2 separate regions of the Homo sapiens genome follow, and region 2 is linked to region 1. A link is a contact called in ENCODE Hi-C data. All regions are on one chromosome and are shown on one strand. The core of a region is the stretch at or near the end of the contact, and the rest is flanking DNA. Distances in the headings are between cores, read along the strand shown. Region 1 overlaps DDR2 (discoidin domain receptor tyrosine kinase 2). Region 2 holds the start of HSD17B7 (hydroxysteroid 17-beta dehydrogenase 7).

Region 1 (2,700 bases), core at 114-2,613:
ATTAACTCATATATTCCTTATGGCATTCCTATAAACAAGTGCAATTACTACCATGAAATTGAGAGGCTGAAAGCTTAAGTAACCTTTCTAAGGTCATAAAACCTTTTAATTGTTTAAGGAAGAGTGAATGTACTATTTTAAACAAATAGTTCTCTCTTCTCCTCTTAGATATCATTTATTGAGCCCCATTACATTCTATAAAGTATGCTAACTTCTTTGTATACATTATGTTAACCTTGGCTTGGCAGGATTATGAAAGATGAAGAAACCGAAGTTCATAGAGGTTTGGTAACTGGTAGTGGGGTCCCATAATTCAGAAGTGGCAGAGCCAAGTCTTAATATAAACTTTCCATGATTCCAAACCGTGGCCTCAGTTTTCTTCTTCACTCCTGATCTGCATAGCTACCCAGTTTCCTCTTCAGCTTACCTTCTTGTTGGGGAAAGGAGATACTATTTACTATGAAAGTTTCACTGTCTTTGTTAACCAGGAAGAAGAATTCATTATCTGATCCCTATGTTAGTATCCTGAAACCCACTACAGCTTGGGGACTGCTCTCCTGGGGCTCTGCAAGAATTGTTTCTGGAAAGTATTTTGGGCTTCCAGGAAAACTGCAATCCTAAAGGTCTATTCCTAAGGGGAATTTCAACTTGTGCAAGAGGTCTGGGTGACCATTATACCCAAAGAATAGCCCTGTAGGCTGAAGAAAGAAACCCAAATAATCTTTCTTGGCCCCCCTGTGGAATCCCATTGTGTCAATATTTATCTGCACAAAGGACCAGTCTGAAACAGCCTGCTCTGTGAAGCTTGTGGGAAGCAGGGCCTCAGTGACAGTTTCTTTAAGTGGACTACCTTGTCCTTTCAGAAACTGGAAGAACTAGACCATGGTAGCCTAGGGTTGGAGGAGGAAGAACCAGGGATCAGGAGACCTGAATTTCAGTCCTGGTTACCCTAGCCCTCTGTGTGAACTTGAGTAAGTCACTTCACCTTTCTGGGCCTCAGAGGTTCTGATATTTAACACGGAGACATTAGAGGGATTGGCTTCTTAAATTTGCTTCTGGGCTCCAACGTTTTATGATTGCAGATGTCCCTTTAGATTGTAGACTGGCTTGAGACCGCTGACCCCAATAATGCCCCTCAGTCAGTCTTGTCTGGGCCCAGAGAGGCCCAGGTGTCAGGTCTCTGCACCTCAGGCCTCATGTGGGCCATGTGTGTGTTTTCCTGGAAGCTGCATATAGGACACTCATTGACGGGGAGCCCGTGGTCTGGAGCTAGTAGTGAGATGGTAAACATTATGGAACAAGCAGCCCTTTCAGGCTCTCAGCCTTGGCAGGATAGTATGAAAAATAATTCTTGGGAAGCTGGGGACTGGTGGCAGCTGCTTCTCCTCAGCCTGCCTGCCAGGCCCTACCAGAGCTTGGAGGGCTGGAGCTCCCTGCTGGGCCTGCCACAGCCTGTGCTGGTAGTTTTCCACTCTGGGAAACTGGAAAAGTGAATTGGCTTCTCTGTCCGGGAGATTGGTGGGTAGCGGAAGCATCAGAAAACCGCTAAGACAACTCAGCAGGAAAAACCAGGAGACACTTCTTTGCTGCAGGGTCTCTTGCTTCCCTTGCCATTCCCAGCTTTTTCATGCTTCTTTACAGTTCATGATAGAACAAAGACAGACTGGTGGGATTTGATGAACGAGGAAGTGGAACTGGGGGAAAGCAAGGAGACCTGACATTTAGGGCTTGGGCCAACTTGGCAGTTCTGAGTCTTGACTATTGGCTGAGATCCCTTCCACAGAAGGAGTTTACCCAAAATAGGCACATTCAATGGGAAAACCACACTGGTACAGCTCAGAAGTGCCACGTTGGTTGCCCTGGGCTTTTCCTGGTTCCAAAGATTCAGTAGGATGAGAAAGGTCATCCAAGATCATCTTGTCCATTTTCCTGTGCCTTTTCTCTAAGGCCCTTGGGCATACTGAGTCACTGAGAAACTTTGCCTATTTTCTTAATGTGACTATTGCTGATTTACTAAGTTCTTATCTCTGAATTGTCTATCCTCATCCTTATATTACTTTGTCACAATTTCTAGACCTCCATCCTAACTTTCGTTGTCTGGAGATTGTGTGCAATACTTGTAGCCCTCTCTGCCTTTTCATCTACTTATTTATTTGCCAAACGTGTGTTAAGCATCTCATGGGTGCTGTGTGTTGGCAGGTACTGAGGGGGAAAAGGAAGAATCTGACATGATTACTATTCTCAAAGTTGCTCACAATTTCAACAAGGAGGTAACCAAGCACAAGAGTAACAGAAAATCTCCGTTGGAGTTTGTTACTTAATAGAGCTCGCCTACACACCATCATCACTTTAATCCCATACCACGTTTTAGTATTTTCCATAGCTTCGTCACATTATCTGAATAGAAAGAGCCAGTAATAGCTACTGTCAAATACATAATCAAATTGTGCCTATTTGATTATGAAAAATCTATTTTCTTTTTTCTGTCTCCCCTACCGGAATGTAAGATCCATGAGACAAATTATTTTATCTGTCTTGCTTACTACTGTATCTTCAGAAGAACACCCGATACACAGCAAAAACTTATTTATTAAATAAATACATACACATTTGTAAAAGAAATACATTTGTGAACTCAATACATGCAGGTAAAGATAGGTTGCAATAAAATATGTCATGACTCAGACTTACAAGGAAGTT
Region 2 (2,700 bases), core at 131-2,630, 58 kb after region 1:
TGAGGCTCCAGAGGAAGGTTTTCAGGACTCAGACCTTAGTTACAGATTAAAAGAAGTTAATCACTTATGTCTTTAGATAAATGCACACTTACACATAGACAGTTCGCTTAGAAGGCATATAAGCTCTGAAAAACTGTAATTTTGAGTTGGTCTGGTGATAATTTCCAGGCCTTCTCCCTGCAACCGGTTACAGAAATAAAAACTCTCTTCCTCCCCAGCTCATCTGCATCTCGTTATTGGGCCTTGAAAAATAGCAGCCCAACCCTCAGTTTGGTCTGAGAACAGAAGGTTGTAGGGAGAGTAGCCTTTGATCCTTTGCTACTGGGGAGTGGGGAGATGGGGTTTTTCCTTCTGGTTTAGCTTTAGGAAGTTGGTGTTAATTGACCCTAGGCTCTCGGCCCCCAGACCCAGGTGTTTTCCTTTTGATCCAGCTTTGGGAAGCCAGCACCAATTGGTCTCAGATTCCCTACTTCCAGCCCTTGCTGTTTTTCCTTGATTGAGCTTTAGGAAGTCAGCACGAAGTGGCCTTAAGTACCCTGCCTCCAAACCCTATTCTGCCTCATTTTGGCAGAGTACTTTTATATGTCTTGGATCTAATAATAAAATATCGGGGCTTGTGTTTTGTATGCCTTTTGCTTTTCTTTTTCTAGCACTTTATTTTTTTGTATTTTCTAAAAGCACCCATCTGGGATGGCTTGGAGACAAAAACAGGTCCTTTAGCACAGTTTGAGATGCACTGATACAGAAGGTTACAGCACATTCTCAGTACTTCGGAGAATGAAGTTCTGAGATTCTGATTCCACGCCACATTCCAAGTTTTGAATACTGGTAATTTACGTCTGATTCTACATAAAGTTCTTAATAAAATCAGTGCTCATTTTCTCAAATAAGCTTCTTTAGAGGAGGAGGTCTGGGATCAAAAGTTGGGCTGTGAAGTGGCACAATGCCTGGATCTGTACATCCAAAAAGGAGTGGAAAATTAGATGATAATCGCCCAACTTTGGCTCCTAGACCCAAACCTTTTCTCTAAAATGGGCACTGGTGCAAATACCGTGAGGCCTTCCTGCAAAGAAGTGCCAATCTCAGGCGCCAGGGCACAGACCCAGTGCGTGTCACAGATCCTGTCCTGAGTGCTAGGCCGGGTGACGCCCCCACCAGGATTAAAGATCAGGCGCCCGCTGAGCCCTAGGAAGCAGTGACAGACACCTGCGCCTAGGCGGAGCGAGAAGAGCCTGGAATGGCTCCGGGCTTTGCGTCACGCAGCTCCGCCCCTCGGCCTATCTCACCCGACGCCGTCTCCGAGGGCAGGGAACGGTTGGCGGACTGAGATTGGAGGGATCAGCTCAGACTCGATGACGCAACGGGAGGCGGGGCGTGGCCGTACTCTGATTGGTGACGGGTGAGGCGGCCCGAAATCGTAGGACTTCCGAAAGCAGCGGCGGTGTTTGCTTCACTGCTTGGAAGTGTGAGTGCGCGAAGATGCGAAAGGTGGTTTTGATCACCGGGGCTAGCAGGTGAGGCCTCCTTTGGGTTGGCAGAGGCGGCAGCGGATCAGGGGTCCGAGAGAGCAGGGGTCTGCGACCCTCCACGAACGGACCCCGGAAGCGCCCGCCCCTGGCTTTGCCTAGGTTCCCCGGAGTCTGCAGCAGGTGTGGGGCATGTCGGCCTCTTGAGGTGCTCAGTAACTGGTGCTTTGTATTAAACATGACAGTGAAAAGGAAAACTAGAGCATCAGTAAGTGATGAGTGTCGCAGTGATGATCCTGAGGTTATCAAGGCAATGGGGTACTCAGGCGGGCTCCGCCCCTTTTCCATCTTTGCCTACTGTTCGTATTTATCGTCAGTGCCCAATATTTTGCTCCTGACCACGTGATCATGTCTTATACTCCAGGTGTTTTGTCTGTACAAGCCTTTTGCCTACAAATTTGAACACCCATGAACATTAGGACGGTGGAGAGAAAACAATCCCGTTTCATTTAGCTCAGTGCTAGAGAGCTAACATACTCTTCAGAAACCCAGAGAAAATTAATCTTTTCCTATGAAGGCATGGTTGGGGTGCAGAATAACCAGCTCATAATAATTCCAGGGTTGCTCGTTTAGTCTCTCAGCCTCTTCTGTTGCTTGTTTTACCTGTCATTTGCACTTCTGTGAAAAATGTGTGGAGGATGAAGCCAATCAAACCATTTTTCTACTAGTTGCATTTGGCATTTTTAAATGATTAAGACAGAGGACATGTTAAACATTTAAGATTGATCCACTTTCAATTATTTAACCACATGCGTATTAACTAAGCCAGCTTGGTAGGTGTCTGCATTTGGCAACTTTTTAGCATACCCTCTCAAGTGACTTTAACCGTTGATTGGTGCTTCTTATGTGGAAGGTACTGAGTAAGTCAGAATTGATTTTGTCTGTTTCTTTTACATATATTGTGACATGTGCAATTGTATATTAAATGCCTACTGTTCTCATGTGAGGACAAATAAATATTTTTGATGCTTTGTTGTTGGTGCTAATAGATTACTGATGGTTCCAGGCTCTTTTTGGGTTTTAACTATTAACATATTTGCCTGGAATCAGCTTAAGTCTTGAAAGAGAACTTATTACCCAGCTTTTCATTGCTATCAGCCAGGCTGGTCTGACTGCTGTCACCACTCCTATGCGGTTTTACAATGCTGGTTTTGAAGTTCTTTGTTTCCAAGTG

The links. A loop is a pair of places that touch in the nucleus more often than their neighbours do. Pooled maps may share reads with other maps.
Region 2: a loop to region 1 is called in a map of sigmoid colon, with 2.5 times the contacts of the local background. The contact joins the promoter of HSD17B7 here to the enhancer-like site in region 1. A Hi-C loop is called at or near these places in 2 of 168 maps with a recorded cell type or tissue (heart left ventricle and sigmoid colon) and 2 of 50 pooled maps.

Annotation. Positions count from the first base shown.
Region 1 is chr1:162,731,533-162,734,232 of GRCh38, forward strand. The region is part of intron 3 of DDR2 (discoidin domain receptor tyrosine kinase 2); the gene reads left to right. Among named protein-coding and RNA genes, the nearest start is that of HSD17B7, 58 kb to the right of the region's middle. Within about 2 kb of position 1,364, at least 16 of the 41 ENCODE cell types and tissues checked have a DNase peak (open chromatin) inside an H3K27ac peak, as active enhancers do; they include heart left ventricle and sigmoid colon, where a contact is called at or near this core.
Region 2 is chr1:162,789,322-162,792,021 of GRCh38, forward strand. It overlaps HSD17B7 (hydroxysteroid 17-beta dehydrogenase 7), which reads left to right and starts at 1,381. Exons shown (of 9, transcript NM_016371.4): 1 at 1,381-1,514. The coding sequence starts at 1,480. RefSeq lists a silencer at 1,309-1,368.